5 separate regions of the Mus musculus genome follow, and all the other regions are linked to region 2. The links are chromatin loops, found by intact Hi-C in ENCODE. Cell type or tissue: heart. All regions are shown on one strand.

Region 1 (5,000 bases), 100 kb before region 2:
TTCTCAAGAAAGCTGCTGGGGGAGCCCTCCTGAGACTTCAGACACCTGTATCTATTTTTCTTCACGGGGGGGGGGGGGGGGGAAGTGGGGTGTGTGTGTGTGCAGAGTCTGCTTGACCTGCCAAGAAGATGTGAAACTAACAAAGAAGTTTCCCATGGGGGGGGGGGGAGTGTTGTGAGGGGGGGCAGGCAGCCAGCAGAGGGCAGCTGTTCCAGCCACGCCACCTCAGCCTCACTACCTGCACCTCTAGGGTCTCTGCCTAAGGATGCTTCCCTCTTACCTCATGTTTAGGGGTTCTGGAGTGACAGCCACGATGGCATGGGGGCGGGGGCGGGGGGAGAGGGGCAAGGCACTTGAGTGCACACATGCATAATCTGGATTCAGGGATGAGGTCATATTCCCAGTGTGAGGGAATTCCCAGTGTGAGGGTTGGGAGAAGAAAATGGCTTTGTTACAATTCTGCTAGACTCCTCACTGGCCCAGGACAGTGCGGTTGTCTAGAGAATGTTCCTCATTGACAGCCCAATGAGAGTGGAGCCCAGAAAACTCCCCAGATGAGGTCATATGAGAGACTTGATGGGGGTGGGCGGTTTGGGGGAAGGGGAGGAAAGACTGGCAGAAATTAAAGATATCTGAGCTGACATTAAAGACATCAAGAGCTGGGGTGGAAGATTCTCCTGGGACCTGGAGGACACAGTGGGGGTCCTGGGGGGACAGTTGAGACAGAGGTATGCAGGCTTGGGGACTCATAGGCCCTCTGTATGAGGTTTGTTTTTCTGTCCTCCACTCTGGCCCACTGGCAGCTCCGCCCACCTATCTTTCCCACTGTGCTCTTTCTCAGCCTTCCTGTTCTTCATGGCAGGGAGGAGTCGGTTGGCCTCAGGCTGAGATCAGCTTTCTCTACTCACCCATCCACCGTGGGCCTCTGGGGTCGGTCGCTCAGACTTCTGCTATTAATGCAGCACCAAATGGAGGAACCGGAGACAAAGCCTGGGTCTGCAGGCTCCCCCGCTCCGACTCCAAGGGGTTCACACTGATATTATAATAGTTACTTCCTAATATTTAAATTCCGAATGGCCAACACTTACATTCAAGGTCACTGCTAATGAAACAGCAATCTGTATGCAAATATGTATTGTTGTCTGTGTATTTATGCGTACTCTCCACCCCTTTAATCCATCATAGGAGATATCATGTTATAGTTATTGATTAGGAATTCCTCCAGATCATCTCTTCCTGCTTCCCCACCTCTCACTGAACACCAACCTGGAAAAAAAAAAAAGGAAAATGCAAAGTGGGGCTGCTTTAAGAGCTGTCTAGGCACAATACAATGCACTAACCTTCCGTGTAAAGGACATTTTACAGGCAGCACCTGAACACTGCATTCCTTATCATTGCACCGGATGCTGTCTTCTTCTGGCCAGGAAGGTCCATCCTTTGTCCAGTCTCCCCTCTTCCGCTATGGCGCCTTGTCTCCTCATGGCTCTGCTCACCTCATTATTTATAAGATACATCTCCTGTTTTCCATAGAAGACTGCTCCACGGAATTTCCTGTAGGGCTGTTTTGGGACTAAGAAGCTCAGCTTTGGTTATTTCCCCTCCACCTTGCATGAGGCTATAGTTGGCAATTCTCATTAAATCTCACCCTCTCCTGATGCTCTTAGGGTCTCTCTAGTCCTTTAGCATTTTATTGTGGGTCTGTAAGACCTGTGTGTATCTCCAGCTCAGTTACTGCCTCTGTGACATCGTTACTTTAGATATAAAGCACCAAGCGCTTAGCTAGCAACAATGTTTCTGATTTCTTCCATTTTTTAATCACAAAATTTAGACAAAGGTCTTAGAAGAAATTTACTTGCCTGGAGTTTCAAAGCCAGTCCTAACTCAGAATCACAATTGACAGAAGCTAAGCGATAGTGTTGAGAAACACCATTGCTTCAGATACGAACACCTTGTGAATATGGTCCATGGAGGCTGTCTCTCTACCATTTAAAACTTGGGTCCTTAGCCTCGACTCCCTGAATGTCAGTATTCAGACAGAAGAGGACTTTGGGATTTAAGACCCAGCATCACCTAGCAGGGGTGTGAAATCTGTCAAGTCATTCTTACCCTAGATTGCACCAAGAAAAGAAAGTGATGAGCCTGCTGGGTACCTAACAGTCTTGTAAGCTCACCTTGTTACAGGCAGGATGTGGAAGCCAGGGCTGGTGTTGCTCTGGAAAGCATTTTTCTCTCTAGCCACTAGATGGTGGAGAAGGGCACATCTGCTCATCTGTACATCTGCTTACCTGTACATCTGTATATCTGCTTACCTGCACATCTGCTCATCTGTACATCTGCTCACCTGCACATCTGCTCATCTGTACATCTGCTCACCTGCACATCTGCTCATCTGCTTGCCTGCACATCTGCACATCTACATGTCTGCAGGGCTGTGTTGGGGGTGGGGGGAGGTGCTGTCTTTCTGCTAAGAGGGAAAGAGTATTTTGGTTAGCAGTTTGTATAGAGGCTGGTGGCTTGGATTATGATTCAGACTCAAACTTTAAGAGATACATGGGGGAAAAGGAGTTCCTTAAATGTATGGTCTCCATTTGAACCCTGACCAGACACCATTTCCAATCTCAGGAACTGATTCTTGTGTGCTATGGGTAGAAATTTATACAACATAGGGGCTCACAGAGAGTCAGACCCAGTCTTCCTATGTACATGTGACAGACGTGCAGCTTGGTCTTCATCTGGGTCCCCTAACAACAGGAGCAGGGCCTGTCTCTGACTCTGTTGCCTGCCTTTGGAGCTCTTTCCCCTAACTGGGCTGCCTTCTCAATAGGAGAAGATGCGCTTAGTCCTACTGCAACTTGATATGTTGGTGGGTTGATATCCACAGAAAACCTGGCCTTCACTGAGGAGAAAGGGAGGGGAGAATGGAGAAAGGGGAGATAAGGAGGGGAAGCTGAGATCTGGATGTAAAATAAATAAATAAATAGAAAAAATGCCATTGTCCCAAAAAAATTGTTAGAGGTCTTTCCAACATCATCAGGCTCATAGAGCACAGAGGAAGAGCTGTTCTAGGTTATGTGCTTGTGGTACAGGTCCTAAAACTGTAACAAGCTGGTCTGTGTCTCTAGCCTGATGGAGACCCTGCATAGCTTTGCCCACGCAGGAAAATGGAAGAAACGCTGTCCTAGCTGTCCACAAAGAAAAACGCGTTAGAGTTCCATTGCTGTAACAAAATGCACAAAACAATCAACTCAACTTATAAAGAGGAGAAGGTCGAGTGAGATCACAATTTCAATGCAGGTGGCCCAGTTGTGGCCCAGTTGCTTTGGGTCTCTGTCAGGCAGCATATGGTGGTAGCAGTGTGTGGCAGAGCAAATGCTCACCCCCATGGCCAGAAGCAAAAGGGGAAAGCGAGGAGGAAGAGAGACTGGGGTCATGCAATTTTTGTGGACACGCCTTTAATGCAACCTTCCCAGTATACCCAACTCTTAACCAGGTTCCATCACCTTCAGTAATGCCAAGCTACCAAGCTCTAACATGTGGGCTTCTGGGGGACATTTCAGATGCAAACAATAGCCAGGGGTCACTCTGAGACACTGTGAAGGGACCAGCATGATAGTTCAACGGGTAAAGTCGTTCACAGCAAAAACCTGGCCTCAGTTTGATCCCTGGAACCCACAGTGAGAAGAGAAGACTCCTGACGCTTGTCCTTGACCCCCACATGCCCCCGTGGAAATGAATGCATGTACACAGATGCTAATACTTAAAAAAAAATCCTGACACACAAAGGAACAAAGTGTATATAAAAAAAATAAAAAATGCCATGAAGGATCCTCATGCCCCCCCTCCCCCCGTGTCGGGGAGCCTCCATTCCCCCCACACTGGAGAGCACACTCTAGGGACCACGTGTGTAATCCCACAGGTCCGGGTCCAGCCCATTAGCCAGGAAGAAAAGCTACTCACGATGGGACTGCAGAGATCCGCAAATGCACTTTGCAGTCACCTCGGATAGACGCATGTCAAGTTTAACAAAACGAGCTCTGTCCAAAAGAGCTTTTAAATAGGAGGTTTCCCGGGAATAATTAATTGCTAAGCTGCTCTCAGAGGTAGCAATGTGAGACACTAAAATCCCAGCCTGCCAGCAGAGGCCTTCTCGGGTCAGGCACAGGAGACGTGCAGTCGTGTGAGGATCGGAACGCTGAGGGAACACGCAGTGCTCCTGCTAATCCCTCTGATGATCCGCCCTCCAGCGCTTAAAAAATAAGCAAATTTAGCTAACCCTTTCGGAGGGGACTTATTGTGACTGTGCGCTCACACTCATCATTCAAAGTGTTTGTGAAGAAAACAAGGCTGCTTAAGAACAGAAACGCTGTACCCTGTCTTACTTCACACAGCCTTGGAGGATTAGGTTGTGTAAACTACAGTCTCCATTAGCCCCCAAGGCTGCCTGTTGCCTGCAGGGCCAGGGGTTCTCGCGCTGCACTGCACATGTGCTACAAAGAGCCAGCTTGTGATTCCACAGACATGCTCATTTCTTATCTTCTCACTGTTGGGGGTCCCAAGTGGTTTCCCCAGCCCCCTCAGTGCTAAACATGTTGTGTATTTATTTCTTCCCCATCAGAACAACATCATACACATCACAGATGCCGTTAGGGAGGCACCTGGGTTCAAATCCTGCCCCTCCCTTTTCTGTCTCTGTTATCTCAGACCTGGTCCCGTTCTTACCGTAGTGGTTGGAGGCTAATAGTACCTACCTCCCGAGACTATTAGGGGAGCAAATGGACTAGCCCACAACCGTTCATTCTCTTCAGCATTATGTGTGTTGTGGTGGGCCGCCGTGTGCCAGACACGGCGCTAGGCTTTCTGTGATGCTCACAGGGAAGCGCTAGAGTTTCCTGTCCGTCCTCATGCACTGCTAAGTATTGCCGGCCTGATGCCTTTGGCTAATTCGCTCAGCCTCCTCCAACTCTCCTCGAGGGCGAGAGGAATGCACCATCTCTGAATGA
Region 2 (5,000 bases):
TTACAGAATATGGAGTGGCAATCACAGAGTTTTGACCCCCCTCCCCCATATCTTGTCATTAGCATTGTAGTACTTACATTCCTGCTCATGAACCAGAAGTGGTGGACCATAAGGAAGCAACACACGCAGCCTGTTTACAGGGTTCACTTTGGCACGTGTGTCATGGTTCTCTACAGATGCACAATGGCATGGACTCTCCATTACAGCTTGGGTTTTTCAGTAGTTAAAGACATACACACAATTAATTTAGGGAGGAGAGATGGTTCGGCAGTTAAGCCCAATTCTTACCCTTCCTGAAGACCACAGCTTGGTTCCCAGGACCCACATTGAGAGGCCCCCAATCGCTTATAACTCCAGCTCCAGGAGGTGTGATTCCTTTCTTTGCCTTCACAGGCAGGAACACACAAATGGAGTACACTCACTCACACAGACACGCATGCACATAGAAACAAAATAAGAGTTGGAGTAGAATTGAGGGTGAATGTGATCAAAATAGGTTGTGTGAAATTCTCAAACAAATGCATTACTCTATTAAAATAATCTAAAAGTTAATTTAAACTTTTTTATTGGTGCATTACACGTTCTTTTGTCTAAGACAGTGATTGTTCTTTGGTTAAGAAGCTTCTAATATTTAGAATAATCATGCTGGCATATTGTTGCCATTCAAAGGAATCGTCTCAGCAAACCACAAGTTTTAAAAGAATGCACTTGCCTTATGAATTCCTCAGAAATAACCACAGCACATTTTGGAAGGGTTGTGTGTGTGTGTCACAGATCCTGGCATTGAAGAGCTGCTTCCCCTCTGTGGTCTCAGTTGAGCCAAGTTAGGAAAGTAGGAGTTCTTTGAGAGTTCATAGTCCAGGCTCTGGGAAAACAGAAGGTCAAAGCATCTTAAAGCTGAGTTTCCATGGACTTAAAAGGAGAACCCGCACAGAGAATAGCCCTGAGCCTGAACGGAGAAGAGTCCAATAGGAGGAGGTGGGACAGTGGGCGTCAGGCGGTCACCCAGGCAACGCAGCAGCTCACCGGGGCGGAGGCAGCATGTTGGCCGGTAGGGAGCAAGAAAGAGTCCGTGTATGGTGCCAGTGTGTGAGTGGCTGCGGTGATCCGCAGTGGGACTCGGAGGTGTGGGACAGAGTCCGGGTCTTACTAGGGAGTAATCCTTTGAGAAGATGAAACGAGAAAGAGGAGTTGCTAGAGAAGGTTAGTAGGGCGGAGGCATGACTTGGAGTGAGTGAGTGGCACGAAGGCATAACCTGGAGGTGGAGCGGGTGGAGGTAGTGAGAGGCGGGGAATGAAGTGAGGTAGGTTGAGAGAGTCCTCTGAGACCAAGGGCGTGGTCTGGCCTGGGGACTTGAACCGAACGGTTTGGGGTTGGTCGAAGGAAAAAAAATTCTCTAGCGGGTAGAGGCAAGGAAGATGAGCTGGGGGCGTGGCTCCTTGAAGAGGAGGCTGGACCAGCAAGGAGGGCTGCGAGGACCCCAGGAGCGGGTTCGGGGGCGTGGCTTCAGGGGAGCGGTGTGGAGGCGTGGCTTCGGGAGCGGGCTGGGGGCGTGGCCCGTGGGAGGAGGCGGCTGAGCGCGGGAGGGCGGAATCAGCGCTGCTCTTTCTTGGAGGCCACGGCGCGCAGAGCCTGGCGAGCTCGCGGCTGCATCCCTGCTGGAGCCGGCTGGGCAGCAGGACCTCTTGGACACGCTGGCTTTGGAGCTTCGGTGGAGTGGGGACCGTCGAGGTGAGGCTACCCAGAGAGGCGCAAGGCTCTGCGGGGCGCGGGCTCTCGGGTGGGTATCGCGGAGGAACTGAGCGCCTCTGTGACCCAAGGGTGCCCCGCTGCCAGCTCCTGCTTGTGGCTCGTGGGACGGACTGGGACTGCTCACCTGTTGCGCCACCGTGAGCGCTCCGCCTGCTAGCGGCTGCTCTGGGCTAGCCCGGCAGCGCCCCCCGGGGAGGGCGCGGTGTGCTGTTCTTGCCGGTGCCTTTCCCCCCGGGACGTCAGGGATTACCCTGAAACTCTATCTACCCGCGCTCCCTGCTTGCTGGGCGGGCTGCGGGGTTGCGCCAGGACGACGGACAAAGGTTGGCCGCCACTGGCCCCTTGAATGCTTCCTTCCTCGGAGGGCGTGACCTGTGCATGGAGGGGATTGGGGTTGCGTTTTAAATTGGAGCACTCAGATTAGAAAGCAAGTTTCTCCTTCTGGGACGCAGCCTAAAAGACTTGGGGACTTTATCGTTACTTGTATAGAGAGTGAGTTGGCAGAATTGGGTTGGCTCCATATCTGTTCGGGATATGGGGAATTGCTATACTGGCTAGACTCTGGGATGGGACGACTGCCGCAGGAGAGGAATTCAGGTGGCTTGTGCTGGCGGACCCCACTTCTTAACAGCAAAGTTGCAGAGTCGGAGCAAATTTCTTCCCCGAGTGAAAGAAGACAAAAAAATCCCAACAGCAAACACAAGCGAGCCAAGCTACTATAGTTGCTGCCCAGCATGGGATCATGGCATTGATAAGTAGAATAGTTATTTGAATTTATTCACTGCTGGTTACCAAGGCTTCTTAGAGCCGTATCTCTCCCTCCCCCACTATTTTTTTCAGGCCCCTTCCACCCCATTTCTGTTGTCTAGTGTTTTCTAAATTCTCCAGACCTTCTAGGTTTTTGCCCATCTTTTTTGATCCCACTTTTAAAGCACAGAAATTTCACCCTGTTTGCTTTTTTTCCCCTCACTCTTGTTTTCTTTTTTTTTTTTTTACCTTTCCTAGCAAATGCTCCCTTTCCCTGCTATTCATCGCCCCCTTTCAAACTTCCTCACCGCATTGTTCTCTTGGTACGGGTTAATTATGCACCCCCACCGAGTGGGGCTGAACCTTGTTCTCTGCCCCTCCCCCACCCTCTAGAGCCTTTGGGGAGGTTGCTTTCTATCCAGCGTTTTAATTATTTTTCACTCACCTCCTTGGCCCCCAACTTGCCGCCCCACCCCCACCCGTTTCGTGAGCCTTTCCTTTCTTTGTGACCTGTGTGTTACCGGGCACTCTTTTTCCGGCCTTTTTACCTGCTTCCTCCCTAGCCACAGCCTGCCAACGCTTTGGTGACTTTCCCAGCTCTCTTGGTCTCAGATCCCTTGTGGTCCTCCCTTCCCCCCACAGGCCTAGAACACCACTAGGCTCAGTTTCCTCCTTTCCAGTTAGCCCCGAGTTACCTCACAGACTTAGTTTTTTGTTTTGTTTTGTTTTTTCTAGAAAGTCTGGAAGTGTCACTAGAGCTTCTGCCTTTCCACAGCGGCACACTGCCTGGCTCTCAGGCCTCTCCATCTGCCACTGTGCCTGTCTGTTGAAGTGGAATTGGACATGCAGCCCTAGAATGATGTCATTACCAACATTAATGTGATGATCACACAGAATTTACCAAACAGTGTGCTAAAGCAGTAATATTCATTTAAAATCTTCCTTCGGTCTCTGTCAAGGAAGACCCACCACTCTCCCCCTTTTGCAGATGAGGAAAGGGTGTGTTCAGAGAAGGTAAGCCTGCCACAGTCATGTTTGTCATGACTGTGTTGTTTGACTTAGTCTCATGGGGCCATGTGACTTCTTGACCTCAGACAGGTCGGGCATTCAGCTTTGGAAGTGAGGTTGTTATTTGACATGTTTTGTTTATTTTGCAGTGTGTGCCAGTTTAGGGCATAGAGTCTACTCTTCTTGTAGGACAGTGCCTGGGGAAAAGTCAAATGGCTGATGTCCTTCAGAAAGCCTGGCTGTCACCATCTCTGCCTTCAGCCTGCTTCCCATCTTTACCCTAGGACGTTGGGAAGACAACATCATAAAAAGTATATGGCTAACTGGCTCCTGTGTCAGGAGTTCAGTTTCACTTTAGTACAATGAATGAATGGGCCTTTGGGTCTCCGAGAACCATGCGGCTTCACGAGTCCTTTAATTTCTATTTCATTTTATAGTCTTAAACCTTGATCAGTTGTTTCCTGGCTAGTCTTCACTTGCAAGTTTACTGAAGGAGACTGCTGGAGTTACAGACTTTATTAGCTGGAAGGGACGTTAGAATCCACCCAGCGGGGAACTTGGCCCAGACATAAAGAGACAAATTTGTCCAGCAGCCGCAGCATCCCAGGACTGACGCCTGACCCTACAGCTCAGTGTGGAAAGCAACTTCATTTCCCGTCCTTTTTCTGAGCTACACAGCAGTAGAACTGCATGTTTCGTGTAGAATCATCTGTAGGTTTCCTTTTTTTGGAGGAAGCCTTAAAGACATAAGAAGAAAATATTTGCCTTTGAGACATGTGATGGCATAAGTGGGGTAAAACATCACAGAAATATGTATACGTTCAGGTGTTTTTAGAAGAGTGGTTCTTCCCAGAGCAACAAGAATGAACAGCTTTCTCTAGGCAGACCACATGGCACGTAGGGATTTCAACGTCAGCAGCTGGAGTGCTCTGCCTCTCCTTCCCTTTCCTGGGAGAATTGCATCATTACAAAGTACAGAAGGTACACTGAAATGTACGTTTCATGCAGGAGTGGCCGTGAGCTTCTTGGGAGGAGGGAGAAAACATCTGTGCGTGTCGTCTGTTCTCTGTGGCTCTGATGGTGGCAGCTGGGTTCCACAGTGGAGTCTGGAGGTTCAGGGAAGCCACCATGCCCAGAGCCCCGCTGTCAGCAGTGAGATTTGCATCCATGACTGTCTGTCGTATTAGAGGCATGTGAATTCTCTTGTGTTTCTGTGAGTGGAGCCTACAGTTTGCTGAGGCAAGTGTGCCGCCTCAGCGCCTTCGACAAAGGTAGAGAGATGGGTTCTGCTTACTGAACTGAGAATGACCAGGACAGGAGAGCCGGGCCGTGACCGTGAGGATCCAGAGGAATCTGCATCCTTTTCTGGCTCTGGCAGGGTGTGATGCTTGATAGGCCCCCAAGGAGCTGTGGCTCCTGGTAAATTCGGACATTGGCACATGCCGTTTCAATTTAGTTCTGGCTCTTTAAGGTGGCATCTGAACACGTGGGT
Region 3 (5,000 bases), 75 kb before region 2:
CCTCTCTGTCTTGCTTTCCAGTTCTTCCTTCATATGTGGAATCCCAAAGCTCTTGAGTCTTACTTCAAGTGACCAACCAGAAAAGCCACGTGCCCCTGGGGTTCCTTTATCTTCCCTGGGCTCTTGGTCCTATCTGTACTATCTGCCACGGTTCTCTCTGAGATGTGGTCAGGGGCTGCTGTCTGGTTTTGTTGACAAACACAAACGCCACAAATGCTGGTAAGGGTAGGAAATATTTCTGCCTAACTTTAGATAGTGTTACATGACACCTCCCGTGGGTCTCTTTTACGGGTATGTCAGCCCTCCAGTCCTCTGTGGGTCAGGGACACATCCTCTTGGCCTGCCTAAAGACATTTCCCAGGAGGAAGGCAGTGGAGCACAGGAACTGAGTGTCTCAGGCAGCTGTGGTCCTCTCCCTCTGTTTCTGCTCCATCTGCCTTTCAGACACTCTGGACAGATTTGCATCTAATGGCACTCGGCTCTCTGAACCAGCATGCTGCTTTTATAGCAACAGTTTATTAAGCGGGGAGTAACACACTCACATGGGAATAAGACTCCCACACATTATTTAGGCACACAACGCCCACTGTTATTCTCACAGTAGTTCAGTGCACCAGGAGAAGCCCGTGTCAATACTGTCAATCCTAGGAAGTCCTGAAGGAGGAACTACTTAGATCTCACTGGGTACCAAAAGTCAACTGATACTCAGTACTGATAAAATGGGTCCTACCTGCAAGACCTGCTGACACCTCACCACCAACTTTAAACCTTTTCTGGGATGACTTACTAAACCTCGTGCAATGTAAATCTACGTGAAGACTCATTATGTATGTAGAGAACGGTGATGAGAAAAATTTAGTTCCTATCCAGCGTAGACATGGGAGCTTTCTCTTCTGAATATTTATAGCCCAGGATTGGTTGGATTAGTACAGTGGCTCTTAAAATGTGGGTCGTGACCCCTTTGGGGTTGAATGACCCTGTCACACTGGTCACCTAAGACCATCAGAAAACAGATATTTACATTATGATTTATCACATTTATTTATACCCAGTTATAAAAATAGCAATGAAAATAATTCTATGGTTGGTAGTCAGCAGAGCCTGAGGAACTGCAGTAAGGAGTCTCAGCATTAGGAAGAGTGAGAACCACTGGGCTAGGGGCTGTGGAACAAGACATGGGAGCTCACTGCATTGGGTTTGCACCACTGTGGACTCTAAGGGCCAGAGAAGCAAAGGATTTTCCTGTTGTCCTATATTTAGCAAGTGGAAGCATCCGGGTTCAAAAATTGGTCTCATTCTAAATCTGGTAAGTTTCTACACAATAGGTACTAAGACCCCTGGGGCCTCAGCAGCCACTGTAGTCGGGCTGTGATGGAATGCGCACAGTCACAGGAAAATAATCCCTAACATCTGGTCTGGATGTGCGGTATGTAAGGCATACCTAAGGATTGCTGTGGTTCTAGAATTCAGATGAGCTCAATTAGTCTATTTTGGCTACTATAACAAAACGCCACAGACCTGGGTAACTTACAAATAACAGAAATTCATATTTTGCAGTCCTGGAGGATAAAAATCTAAAATCAACAAACTATCAGGATCAGTGTCTGGTGAGGACCTCGGCACCCCCCTTCCAAGATGGTGCCTGTAGCTGTGTCTTCCAGGAGGGACAAACTCCGAGAAAGGGACAGAAAGAAAGCATTCATTTCCCCAAGGCCTTTTCCAGGGTTACTCAGACATGAGTCTCCAACCTACTGATGTAATCACCTCCTCTGGGCTATTCCCTCCATCCAGTTGCATCAAGTTGCAGGACATGAAGTTTGGGAGATACTCAGCATTCGACAGACAGCCTGTGAATTGTTTTTCTCTCTAAATCTAGCAACCCCAGTGCTTAGGTTGTCTGTCCCAGGCGTTTGGAAGGTAGATTTGCAGCTGCTATCAGTTAAAACTGATACACGGGGCTGGAGGGACAGCTCAGTAATTAAGAGCACACACTGCTCTTGCAGAGAACCTAAGTTCATTTTTCCAGTGTCCCAAACTGCCTGTGACTCCAGCTCAAGAGAATCGAATGCCCCCTTCTGGTCTCCTCGAGAATGGCACCCAACATGCATGTACCCATACATAGTCACAAGTGTATACACATAACTAGAGCATCCCCTCCCCCGGGGGGGGGGGGGGGGTTGTGGCACTCACCCTTGCCGGCCTCGCCCATCCGTGCACAGCTTTATGAATACTATTTGATGTTGACAGAACTGCCACGGTCGTGTCATCAATTAACATCTCTGCCCATGAGGCCTCTGTGCTCACCACTTATGTGGCCTCAGCACTTTGACCTCTGACCTTACTGGCTCCTTCCCTGGCTGGCTGGCCACTCCTTCCTACTGAGTACTGAGCCCCCAATCCCTTCTCTTTCTTTTGGTGCACTGTCACACCCCAAGGTCGTACCTCCAAAATCTCTTGTCTGTATTTCTCCAACAACGTCCCCACTGATGTCCCTGACTTCTTTATCTGTATCGCTGTATCTGCAATCAGACAGGAGAGATCTGTTTGTTTCTCATTTGTTTATTTGTTTGTTTTTACACTGCTTGGAATGGAAGTTAAGTCCACATACACGTTGGGTGCGTTATTTCCCATGTTTATCTGTATTTCCTGTATTTGTTTTTTAAATTTAAATTTTCAGTTATTATTGTTAGTGAGTGGGGTGTGTGTGTGTGTGTGTGTGTGTGTGTGTGTGTGTTTACATGTGCCAGGACAACTTTGTGGGATTAGCTATCCCCTTCCGTCTTTACATGGATTCTAGGAAAAGAATCCAAGTCACCAATCTTGTCAGGCAAATATCTTACAGAAGAGCCATTGTGCTGACCCTAATTCTCTATCTAGTCAAAAAAAAAAAAAACCCAAAAAAACAAAAAACAAAAAACGTAGATCTTTTAAATACTAAATAAGTTATATTTAATTTATTAATATATATTAATATATTATTTTATTATATTGTTTATATTATGTTATTTATTATACACTGTAATATTGTTTACATTCTGAATGTTATTATTAAAATATATTAATCAATATATTTATATTACTTTAATATAAAAATAAATATTAATTGAATGATAACTAAATAATAACTATCTAATAAGTTTAATAAAATAATAAATACAAAATAATTTCTCTTCTGTATCTCTGGGACCTACTGTGGCTGCTGTCCTTTGCTTGCTTTGGGCTTTTCCTGGGTAATTCTATGAGATCTACAATCCTGTTCTTGAGCCTCTTCTCTTATTCGATCTCCTGACAGCAAAAGAGAGATTTCCTTTAATGTGCTGTATGAAGTCTTCCAGCCTTCCTGCGGGTCACTGCAGCATACTTCAATGCTCCATCTCTCTGCCTCAGATTGCATCCCCTCCTTTCTCTAAGCCTTGAGGCTGCCCCTTGTAGCTTCTCAGAGCTCCAGAGGAGCGTCTCCTTCACTGTGGTCTCCTTTCTGGTCAGCCTTTTCTTAGTCCTAACTGGTATTGCTACCTCACATGTCCATGGCTGATGATGGCTGATCATATCTGACATACGCACAGCTATTTCCACACAGGTTCCCAGAGAATGATCAAACCCAGACAATGGTCTTTTCTGGGGGTGGCTTTTTGGGGGCCTCCCGTGGATGCTGTTGCCTCACAGGGCTATTTGCTGGTTTTCATACTTTCTATAGGCTTTTAGATTTCCAGGCTAACTTGGAGCTGGGTATGAGGGGGAAGGGTGGAAGGCAGGGGTGACCACCATAAAACTCACTGTTCCTACAGTAACTCAGACTTATTCCTTTGTAAACACCGCTTGGATTGCTGCAAGTCTTTGTTAATTTACAGAATTGGGGTAGGATGGGAGCAGGGCGGTTGACAGCCTTCTTATTGCTATCATAGACCTGTGGGGAGTATGTCTAGCCTGCTCTCTGGAAAGTTCATCTTTAATCTACCATCTTCAAAGAACCTTTTAAGAATCTCTTCCTTGATTCAGGCAGGAATCCATCACCAATGATGCTTTCTGGGCATCCTGCTGCTCTCTGAGATGCAGCTTTACAAAGAGGGTGCTTCCTGCCTCTGGGATCACACAATCGTTTTAAATACTTAGTGTGCACCTGCCACACAGCCCTGGTCTCTGCTTCCCTCTCTTGCATATAGTTATTGGCTGGCCACAGTGCTGGATAATAAAGGAGAATGATATTCTTCTTAGAAGAAGAGCAATCAGAAAGAGGCAGAGTTATTCAAATCATCAAAGGGATGATAATAAGATAATACAGGAAGCAAATAGAAATAAGAGAGTTCATGAGGAGAGTAGTAGAAACTAAGATAATTCAATAGCAACCCCTTTCTGGGATCAGTTAGAAATGAATGTGTGCACTGATTGCGGTGCTTTGAATATGAGTGGCCACCAGAGGCTCATATATTTGATTGCTTAGTCAACAGAGAGTGACTCTATTTAAAAGGATTAGAGGGGTTGGTCTTATTGGAGGAAGTGTGTCACTGGCGTGGGTTTTGAAGTTTTCAAAATCCCAAGCCAGGACAAGTCTCTCTCTTCTCTCGCTGCCTGCAGGTCTTCATGTAGAACTCTCAGTTCTTTCTCCAGTACCAGGTTTACTTGCACATTGTCATGTTCCTTACCATGCTGATAGTGGACTAAACCTCTAAAACTGTAAGCCAGCCCAGTTAAAGACTTCCTTTACATGAGTTGTTCTGGCCGTGGTGTCTCGTCCTTGCAATAGGACACTGATGTACAGCTTAGAGTCTTTCTGCTGGCCTCTGATTCTTTAAACATATTTTCCTATTGAACTACAATTAGTTTCCTTTTAAATTGCCATATTTGGCAGCTTAGTGTGTTTTTAACATATTTTAACTTTTGGCTTATAAAAATACAGCACCTTGGATTGGACCCAGGACTTCACACATGCTACATAAAGGTTCTTCCACTGAGTTACAGCCTCAGCCTGTTCTCTATTTTTTGAGGCAGTGTCTCATTCA
Region 4 (5,000 bases), 49 kb before region 2:
GGCCCTTTGGACTTGCAAACTTTATATGCCCCAGTACAGGGGAATGCCAGGGCCAAAAAGGGGGAGTGGGTGGGTAGGGGGTTGGGGGGGTTGGTATGGGGGACTTTGGGATAGCATTGGAAATGTAAACAAGGAAAATACCTAATTTAAAAAAAGAGAAAAAAAATGGAATCATCAAGCTTTCAGGTAAATGGATGTAGCTATAAAAGAATCATCCTGAATGAGATAACCCTGACCCAAAAATACAAATATGGCATGCATTCTCTTGTGTATGGATGTTAGCTTTTAAGCCTTTGCTATGCATACTACAATCTGTATAACCACAGAGGTTAGGAATAGAGTAAGGAACTAAGGGAAGATGAGGATCTCTCAAGCCAGGGGAAATAGAATAGTTAGGGAGAGACAGGAGAGGGACTAGAATGGAAAGGGGGAAGAGGAGGAAGAAGTAGGAACAACTAACTAAGGCATATTTAAGGTATATTTCGGGAACCACATGGAAACCGACAGTAGTAAAAATTTATATATTACACACACACACACACACACACACACACACAGACACACACACACACACACACACACACACACACACAAGAAATCTAAATGGAATTACCAAATAACAGGGGAGATAACGCCCCAACTACACATCTTTTACCACCAAGAGAAACCTCAGTGCCAGGAATGGGTGACATGTAATTGAATTGGTGGCTAAAGGGGCCCCATGGAAACCCCAAACATCTCAAGCTATTGCCAAGGTTATTGGTTCCTGTCCACAACCTGGTGGTAAGTCCCTATTGCTGAAGACACCACATCATACAAACCTCACTGAGTATGGAGAAGTCGAGCTTGAGCCTAACTAAACCCTCACCCCTGCTGACTCGTGTTCATGGTACCAGGAGATATTCTGCACTCTACCAGAGGATAAAGGCAACCACCCCACCAACTCAGTTACAAACTCTGAGATCTACAGTGCTAACCTGCCTGCATGGCACCCTGGTACAACAGTGGCGCAGATAATGTGGGAACAACCAGCCACAATCTTAGTGGCTTTAAGGTCCACTCAATGGGATGAACCCAACACTGCTAGGGTGGCCAAGAATCTGATGCTGGTGAAGCCATGGGCCTAGGAGAAAGCCAAATACTATTGTTCTGCTAAAGGAACACAGCAGTGACTCCTAAGGACATTCTGCTATAGCCACAGATCAGTGTCTCATTCAGTCATCGTCAGAGAAAGCTCCCAGCCTTGGTAAACGGGAACTAATACAGACAGACCCACAACTGGACAATGTGCAGAGGGTAAAAGCCTTTGGAACTCTCTGTCATAAATGGGACAACTCTCTGTCATTTCCTCCTCCCTCCGAAGCTCAGGGAGCTATGCAGAAAAGAAGGCGGAAAGATTGGAAGATCCAGAGGGGGTGGACGACACCAAAGAAACAGTGTCTTTAGACACAGCAGGACTGATGTGCACATGAACTCACAGAGGCTGGCAGCATGACAGGTTCAAGGCAGATGCATCCCAGCACTGAGAAAGCTGAACTCCCATCTCTAACCAAGAAGTCATCTCTAACTGGCAGCCACTCTCAAAGAAAAAACTTGTTTCCTCCAATGCAGTCTCACTGGGTATATAGACTACAATGTAGGGTGGGCCTCGTGTCCAGGAGAAGACAGCCATCACAAAAGAACTCAATGCCATCTTCATCTCATAATGCTTTGTTTGATACATATACATATACATATACATATACATATACATATACATATACATATACATATACATATACATATACATATACATATACATATATATATTCATTCTTTTATTATGGTTTCCAAGTTTGTATTTTTACGGGCTTTGCTGTGTGTGTATATTTTATTTATTTTTTCTTTTTTGTAAAATTTTGGTTTGTTTATTTTTATTTGCCTGTTTGTTTTCTAAAGAGAAAGAGAAAATGTGGGGTCAAATGGGTAGGAAGGGAGGACTGAGGAGGATCTGGGAGGACGGGAGGGAAGGGTGACTACTACCAGAGTTTATACTGTGATAATGTTCAGATTGCTTTAAAGAGTGTGACTAAAACAGGTGTGAGTGTGTGTGTGTGTGTGTGTGTGTGTGTGTGTGTGTGTGTGTGATAAAAAAAAGGAAAGAAACACAGCTCTGCTCTCCAAGGGAATGGGATGGTGTTTTCTAGACCACCATGAGTGGGTATGGCCTGGGAATACAGGTTTGGGTTAGTCCAGGTTCTGTGCTCTAACGTGATAACCATTCCTCTGTAGAGAGGGACACTCAGTTGAGGAACTAACTGCATAAGACTTGCCTGTTGGCAAGCTTGGGGGGGTGATGTCTTCATTAATGATCGCTGTAGGACTGCTCAGCTCACTGTGGGTGGTGCCTCTCTTGGGCGGGTAGTTCTGAGTGATGTAAGGAAGCAAACTGAGCAGGAAGTGGGAGTAAGGCAGTGAGCAGTGCTACTCCATGCTCCAGAGCCTCTGTTTCAGTCCCTGCCTCCCCGTTCATCCTCTGACAAGCTATAATGAACTGAAAACTGTAAGATAAAATACCCACCACCACCGTCACCAGCACCACCACCCAAGCCCCCGCTGCCAAATGTAGCCCCCGTCTTGCATTTCTCATCTGTTCAAACCAAGAGTCATTTTCCTCTACACTAGACTTGTCCCTGTATGTGAAATTGTACTCAGTTGCATCCCGGGAAGAGTCACGGCCAATTCTCAGCCTCCTGCTCGTCCTCTCAAGGCAGCCCAGGGATTGTGCTGCGCAGACTAAGCCTCTTAGTTTAGCAGCAGGTCAGCAGGAGCCACACCAGAACAACTCTCACATTGTGTTCCGGCTCTGAGTTCCAACAATCCGGTGATTGTTTCCCATGTGGAACCTCCTGGAGCTGAGGCCACGAGAGTTGACTCGCAGACCAGGGAAAACTTAACAGACAAGTAAGTTCAAGGTGAGGACCATGGGCCCTTCATGGAGAGTCGACTTTGTAGCTCTAAAAACAGAACCAGCTAAAAGAAACACAATAATAGCTCGTCTTGTAGAGAAAAGAGACAAGAAAAGAAAAAACCTCTTTATCTTTAAATTCGCTGGAGATTCCAGATAAAGCAGAGAGCCACGGCCCTGAACAAGCCTGGGTTCATACCCTCAAAGACTCCATGTCTCTGAGACTGGGACTCCTGCAAACACTGCGGGGACTGGTAGGCTTCTGCTTCCTGTCTGGAAACTGTATTCCTGGGAACTTTCTGATTAAGGCCAAAATGAAGGGGTGATAAGTGCAGAAAAAAGAGAGAGAGAGAGAACAAAATTTATGCTTGCCAGAGTCATGGAGGAATAAATGAAGCTTTTTATAACTCTATCAGGGAAAGGAAATTCTAGAAATTAAAGTAGCTGTGTTAAAGGGAGGAGGGGAACAACTCAAGATAACTACAGACCCACTAGGTGCTCGCACTCACCAGGAACACTGTGGACACAGTCAGTGTGGTACCCAGAGAGAGAGAGAGGCCTGGATGATCAAAATCTCTACCATGTACTGTTAAGGAACAACAACCACAACAAAAACAGCAGCAGCAACAACAAAAGGTTGTCAAGTAATCAATAAAATAAGATAATCCTAAATCCTAGGAAAGAATGCAATCAAACACATTAGCTTTTTGTTTAAATAAATTGTTTCTTCAGAGAGCAGTAGATACAAATTATATCATTTCTGAGTTTAGCAAGACATCAGGATGTTCCCTTCGCTGCACTGGATCACTCTCCCAATATTTATGTATTTACACTCTTATTCTGTGTGTCCTGGTGTAACAAAACACCATAGACTGAGTCACATTCCTTTTTCATAGTTTGCTCCTAAAAGTTCAATATCAAAACCCCACCAGGCCTGGTGCCTGAAGAATGCCAGGGACCACTTTCAACTCGGTGCTGAAAAGCTCTTAATTCACCCTGAGGGCTCTGCCCTGATATCTTAAGGCCCTGCCCCTGTGAATCCCATCAGAGGCGGTTAGGTCTCAGCTCCTGGGTTTGGGAATTTAGCCATCACAGTTCTGACCTGCCTGTTGCCGGAGAGCTTTTCGTTTCCAGTGTGGATGTGGCCTGTTTATATTTCAGAATAACGCCCTGGCTAAGCATTCTGGAAGCATTGAGTCTAAGATTGTTTCCCTTGAATTCTTCCTGGAATGCCCTCTGCACGCGTGGGTGGGAAGTGCTAAAGGGTGCCGACTCCCAGGCCCGCTCCTTGGTTCTCTTCAGAAGAGCCCTCTGAATTGCTAAGGACACTCACTGCTTTCACCACACACAGTAAGGATCCAGGAGACTCAGGCTGTGGCTCACCAGGTAGTCCTCAGTTTGTATCACACACTCACAGGTCAGCTCTTTGCCTTCTTCTCACCCTTAACTTTATGGGCCCCAAACACAGAGCTTTTGAGAGGCTTGCTCAGAAAGGTGCCTCTACTATTCTTCCCAGGGCTCTTTGTGGATATTCTGGGCGGCAACATTCCACCCTGTTCTGGGGGGGCGGGGGTGGGGTGCTCTATTCATTCTGTCTTCAAGGAAGTTTTAAAGTCTACCACTGATGTAGCACCCACTTGCTTCTCTAGGCCATTGAGGCTTGATTTCTTTTGCTGCTACTGTTACAATGTTAGAGTCTTAGGAGGGAGGGGAAACAGTGGTAGAGGCAACAGTGGAAACAGAAGTAACGCCAGTCAGTCTATGTCATCTACTTCCCTGTCCTGAGTCAGCAAAATTGAACTATCAGGAATTCATGAAAAACAATAGGATGTATTTTAAAGTTTCCCCCCACAATAGGCTTTGAAGTTTTATCCCTTATTGTTCTCCAAATAAGGCAATGTTCTCATGTCTGGGTGGACTGTAGGCCCCCATTTCTGTTGAGCTTGCTGATATACTTAACTATCAGAAATAAAAATACGCAGTGGAGTCTCAGTATAACCCACACTCCTCTCTGCCCTTTGCCTTACACTCCCAGCAGTGAAATGGCCAGCAC
Region 5 (5,000 bases), 110 kb before region 2:
GCCAGGGCAGCAGGGAAGACAGTGGGGGCATTTAACTCCACCTCTGCCCTAGGGACACAGGAGCACACTTGTTTGTCTTTCCTGTTTGGGTGGCAGTGTACATAGAGGTTGATAGAATGTTATTGTGCATTTTGCTTAAAGCCGGAGAGCCCTGGCCTGTCCACTCACTCACCATGGTAGGAATACTAAGCTTGCCTGTGCTGGTGAATCCAGGCACCTTGAACCAGGGCAGGTTCAGGGGCTGATCTGCCTGCCCCCTGCCTGCATTGCCTGGGCCTCTCGTAATCCCAAATCTCTCTTTCCTCCATTATTCTTTTCGATTTTTTTTCCGTCTTTGAACGTATTTTCTAAAGATAAAACTCGAGGCTGTTGAGTCTGTGAGCTTCTCCTGTCTGTGGTATTTCCGGCTTCATGGCACCTGCCAGGTGCCCTCCCTGTGGAACCTTCAGAGGGCCTCCTTGGCATATTCTCTAGGAATCTGCAGCTGAAAAATTGTCTCTTTTAATAACTGACCTATTTCCTGTTATCAAAGGAGATTTATAACTCTCTTCCAGAAAGCCCAGAGCTGAATTTAACCCCCAGCCACAGCCTTTGGACCACCCTAAAGATGTTTTCCCTCCCCATGATGAGCTTCTAAAGTGAGCACTTCAGCCTTATTCTGTTCCGTGCCAACGCTTCTTGCAGACATGGTCCTTTGAATAAGTGTTTTATGAATTAATTTTTAAAGTTAGCATCCAACGTTCTAGGTTTTGTTTTGACGTTTTATGCATACATAGCATTGTCCTTTGCTCGTCTAAGCCTCCCCTCCCCCATTCTCTCTTGCTCCTCCTATCCCTTTCCCAGGTCTCCAAGTCCCAAACAAAGCCATAAGATCACTAAACTGAAAGTTGAGTATGGTGGTACACACCTATAATCCTAGCACTCAGGAGGCACATCCACACATGCACACATGCACACACACACATGCACACATGCACACACACAACACACACATGCACACATGCACACACACACACACACACACATGCACACATGCACATGCGCATATAATTGAATTGGATAGACCACACAATACAAGTCATTTTCGTTGTTTTAAGCACCGCCAGTGCTAATGTGTCAGAGGGAATGTTCTTACAGAGGAAACTTGGTGGTGAGATGACACTGTGGCAGTGCCAGGCTCATGACACAGAGCAGTGAAACTAAACCAAGAGACAAGGGAAGCTCACAGTTGGATGGAGGGACACTGTGGCTTCATGAGAGTTTCTGAGTCTCTCTAAACAACTCATGTAAAATGTCCTGGGAGAAGATCTTCTTTGTACTTCATGGAGAGAAATTAAAAGGCAGAGTCACAGGGTTCCTGTGACTTGGGACTCCAGCAGGCAAACATGGACCAAGGTGGTGCTGAGGACTACTGCCTTTAGTCGGAGAGATTATAACCGGGAGATGCACAGGCAGATGGCTTCCAGGCTGGGCTCATTTTCATTTGTTTCTTAAAAAGTATTTTTTTAATTGAGTGTATGTGTGTGGGTGTTTGGTCTGCCTGTATGTCCTGCAGCATATGCATGCCTGGTGCCCAGAGGCCAGAAGAGCCTGTCAGGTCCCTGACACTGGAGTTACAGATGGTTGTGAACCACCATGAGGATACTGGGACTCAAAGCCTGGTCCTCTGAGAGAGCAGCCAGTGCTTTGAACCACTGAACCGTCTCTAGCCCTTGAGTTTCATTTTCGTACTCTATAAAATGGGGTCACAGTTCTCACGCCCACTGAGCAGCCCAGAAAAGGAAACTGTATGACTTATCAGAGAAATGAGCGCAGTGCCTCTGGTTTCCTCTGAGATTTGAATGTACCTTGTAAAAAGGCAAATTGTAGCAGTTTCCATCTCATTGTGGATCCTGTGCACAGCTCTATATTAGATTTTAAATGATGATAAAAACAAAAAACAAAGCATCTGTAGGTCATTGCATATGCAGAGACATTCATACCTTGCTAGTGTTCAGCTCCCTTGATTTCCCCAGCCTGCAAAAACATGTGCTACAACTTAGATTAAGAAATGGATTCCAGCTGGGCGGTGGTGGTGCACGCCTTTAATTCCAGCACTCGGGAGGCAGAGGCAGGTGGGTTTCTAAGTTCAAAGCCAGCTACAAAGTGAGTTCCAGGACAGCCAGGGCTACATCCTTCTGTCTGCTCACAACTCACCACTAGAGGGCACCCTTGATCCTATATCCACTATCTGACATCCTGGTCAGTAATTTACACAAATGGAGGCATGCAGTTTGTACCATTTTGTGCTTGGTTTCTTTCCCTCTCGTTTGCAAGGCATACCATGACACCTGTAGAGCAATAGCTTGTCTGTCCCTTTGGCTCTATAGGTGTGGCTCTATAGGTGCCGAACACCTGATACTTCCGTTATTCATCCCAACACTGATGGGATTCGCATTTGCAGAGTGTGGACTCTGTAGCTGTGCCACTGTGACGTGCTTGTGTGTGCCTTCTATATCTGAACCTGCACTGCTGACCGGAAGGCATGGGTGTCGATCAGCTTCAGTCCATCCCATCTATACTCAGGGGAGTGTAGTGGCCTCATCTTCAACAAGCAGTATGGAAATCTCTTTTCTTTGGGTTCCGAGTCTCCAGAGGAACGGGACCGACAGAATATAAACAGTTTGTGCATTTCTGCATAGACATAGAGAAGGAGAGTCATCTGGAGAGACTGGCTGGTACTATTGTGAAAGCTATAGGTTCCAGGATCTCCTTTCTGTAAGCCAGAGAATCAGGAAAACTGGTGATGTGCTCAGCCCACACCCTAAGGTCTGAGAACAGGGAAGCCAGCACCTCTCCACGTACTGTCCCTTAGTCCACAGGGCCAAGAACTAGATGTCCCAAGCCCAAGGGCAGGCCCAGATCGGCCCAGCAACCTGGCTTCCTTCTACCCTTTTGGTCACTGTGAGTTTTGTTACTGCTGTCTTGTCTTCACCAAAGTCACTCTACCTTGTGGCTTTTGTCCTGACTTGGCCCTTGATTAAGTGGATGGTGCTCACACTGGGGAGAAACGACCTCCTTTCCTCCTGGAAACAGCCTCTCAGACATACCCAGAAATAGCAGTGAGTTACCTGCTACCCGGGCATCCCTTAGCACAGAAAGTTGATATGTAAATTCTCTCTCACACTTCATGTGCCTCATTGTGCATTTTATTTGCAATCCCCAGGTGACTGACAGGTAGACCTACTGCACGTTCAATATTACATTATGTCATTTAGATAAATTAAAGCACCTGTCTATACCAACAACGCAGGCCCAAACACATGGAGCAACAAAAATGTAAACAGAACTTGATGGGGCACAGATATAATGAAGGCTTTCAATATTCTCACTGAAGAATTCAAGTGAATTGACCTCAAATAATCAAAGACAAATAGAATCTGAAAGAAGTCTTTCCTCATGCAAAAAATATATGTAAAATTTGCATCACAAAGTTGAAAATATGTAACTTTTCCTTATTTCTCATCTTTTAAAAGATAAATTTTATAGCATTTGTCAGAACCTTGATGACGAAGGACATTTCAGAGAGTTTAAGAAAGTAGAGTTTAGAGTCATCAGTCTCTTACCACCCCCCACCCCCCCAGCCCCGAACAGATGAATCATATAAAAGTTCTCTATTTAGAAAACAAAGTGCATTCATTAAATGTTCCCGAGCAAGCAGGAAGCCGAGGCTGCAGTGAGTCATTCAGCAAGAAGGCAAGAGAACGACAGCTCAGCAGTCAAGAGCACTGGCTTCTTATGCAAAAGACCAGGGTCTGGTTCCCAGCACCCACACAGTGACTCCAGGGTGTCCAATACCCTCTTCTGGGCACACACACACACACACACACACACACACACACACACACACACACACACAAGCGCGCGCGCGTGCACACCAAGAGTCCTCATAGCAGACCTACAGCATGCACAAAAAGTTGTCTTTGGAGAAAATGGCTTTAAACGCTGTCTTTAGTATAATGAAAAATTTAAAATAAGAGTTAGAATTCATCTTAAGAAACCAGAAGACAAAAAATAACAAGAAGAAAGGAGAAAAGAGACTTAAGACAAGGGAAGCAGTTATACAATTAATTTAACAAACAGTGAAACAGGCATAGGGGCTACGCATAGGGGCTAAGTCCTCAGCTACTTAAATTTAGGATTCAGGCTAAGGAATGTCTGAGTTCTAACCCTGAACATGATGAGGAGCCTAAAACTCTTGATTCTACAGTTGTTGATTTCCTTTGCCGTAAAATATCAGTAGCAGCAGCATTAACAATGACAACAGTCATGAGAACACTAAAAATGCACATCCTATAGTTCAAATTAGGCAATGCTTTACAGTATAAAGTCTCTTTGGAAAGTCTACTGTATATACATGTATACAGTTGGTTCCAGGGTTCCCAAACACACCACAACCCAGAGACTGTGAAATGGTCCTTGGTGTCACATGTGCTGAGACCCAGCAGGCATCATCTTACACCTGACATCTTCTCTAAACAACCTGGAATTTGCAGTGCAATGTAAATGCTGCATAAATGGTCATTGGACTCTTTTGGTCAAGAATAATGACAGGAGTTGGTGGAAATGTTTCAGTATGTCTTAGTTAGGGTTTCATTGCTGTGAAGAGACACCATGACCAAGGCAGCTCTTATAAAGGACAACATTTAACTGGGTCTGGCTTACAGGCTCAGAGGTTCCGTCCATTATCATCATAGCAGGAAGCATGGCAGCATGCATGCAGGAAGACACGGCACTAAAGGAGCTGAGAGTTCTATATCTTGTTCCAAAGGCAAACAAGAGAAGACTGGCTCTTCCACACTGGGCAGAGTTTCAAAGTCCACCCCCACAGTGACACACTTCCTCCAACAAGGCCACAACTCCTCCAATAAAGCCACGCCCCCTAAGAGAGCAACTCCCTGGGCCACACATATTCAAACCGCCACACAGTACAAAGAGAATTAAAAATATATATATATATA

Evidence for each region. A loop is a pair of places that touch in the nucleus more often than their neighbours do. Peaks named below come from ENCODE experiments on the same cell type or tissue, not always from the same donor. Only the 100,000 strongest peaks of a DNase experiment are listed, where the experiment ranks them.
Region 1: a loop joins it to region 2, with 3 times the contacts of the local background. A loop is called at or near these places in 10 of 42 quality-filtered maps.
Region 3: it touches region 2 in a loop (2.2-fold over the local background); 5 of 42 quality-filtered maps call a loop at or near these places.
Region 4: a loop joins it to region 2, with 2.2 times the contacts of the local background. A loop is called at or near these places in 7 of 42 quality-filtered maps.
Region 5: it touches region 2 in a loop (4-fold over the local background); 10 of 42 quality-filtered maps call a loop at or near these places.

What each region holds. Positions count from the first base shown.
Region 1 is chr14:60,529,723-60,534,722 of GRCm38, forward strand. It overlaps a transcript of Spata13 not described here. Among named protein-coding and RNA genes, the nearest start is that of Gm41166, 91 kb to the right of the region's middle. In heart, CTCF peaks have their summits at 235 (motif pointing right) and 2,229 (motif pointing right); DNase peaks (open chromatin) are centred at 569 and 1,449; H3K27ac peaks cover 548 bases; H3K27me3 peaks cover 388 bases.
Region 2 is chr14:60,633,133-60,638,132 of GRCm38, forward strand. It overlaps Spata13 (spermatogenesis associated 13), which reads left to right and starts at 1,573. Exons shown (of 13, transcript NM_001033272.2): 1 at 1,573-1,732. In heart, a CTCF peak has its summit at 1,932; DNase peaks (open chromatin) are centred at 1,469 and 1,889; H3K4me3 peaks cover 2,543 bases; H3K27ac peaks cover 1,972 bases; H3K27me3 peaks cover 1,623 bases.
Region 3 is chr14:60,558,220-60,563,219 of GRCm38, forward strand. It overlaps a transcript of Spata13 not described here. Among named protein-coding and RNA genes, the nearest start is that of Gm41166, 62 kb to the right of the region's middle. In heart, CTCF peaks have their summits at 2,077 (motif pointing left) and 2,089 (motif pointing left); no DNase peak of the experiment used is centred here.
Region 4 is chr14:60,584,471-60,589,470 of GRCm38, forward strand. It overlaps a transcript of Spata13 not described here. Among named protein-coding and RNA genes, the nearest start is that of Gm41166, 36 kb to the right of the region's middle. In heart, no CTCF peak of the experiment used is centred here; a DNase peak (open chromatin) is centred at 2,811; H3K27ac peaks cover 1,393 bases.
Region 5 is chr14:60,523,290-60,528,289 of GRCm38, forward strand. It overlaps a transcript of Spata13 not described here. Among named protein-coding and RNA genes, the nearest start is that of Gm41166, 97 kb to the right of the region's middle. In heart, a CTCF peak has its summit at 2,197 (motif pointing right); DNase peaks (open chromatin) are centred at 2,202 and 4,862.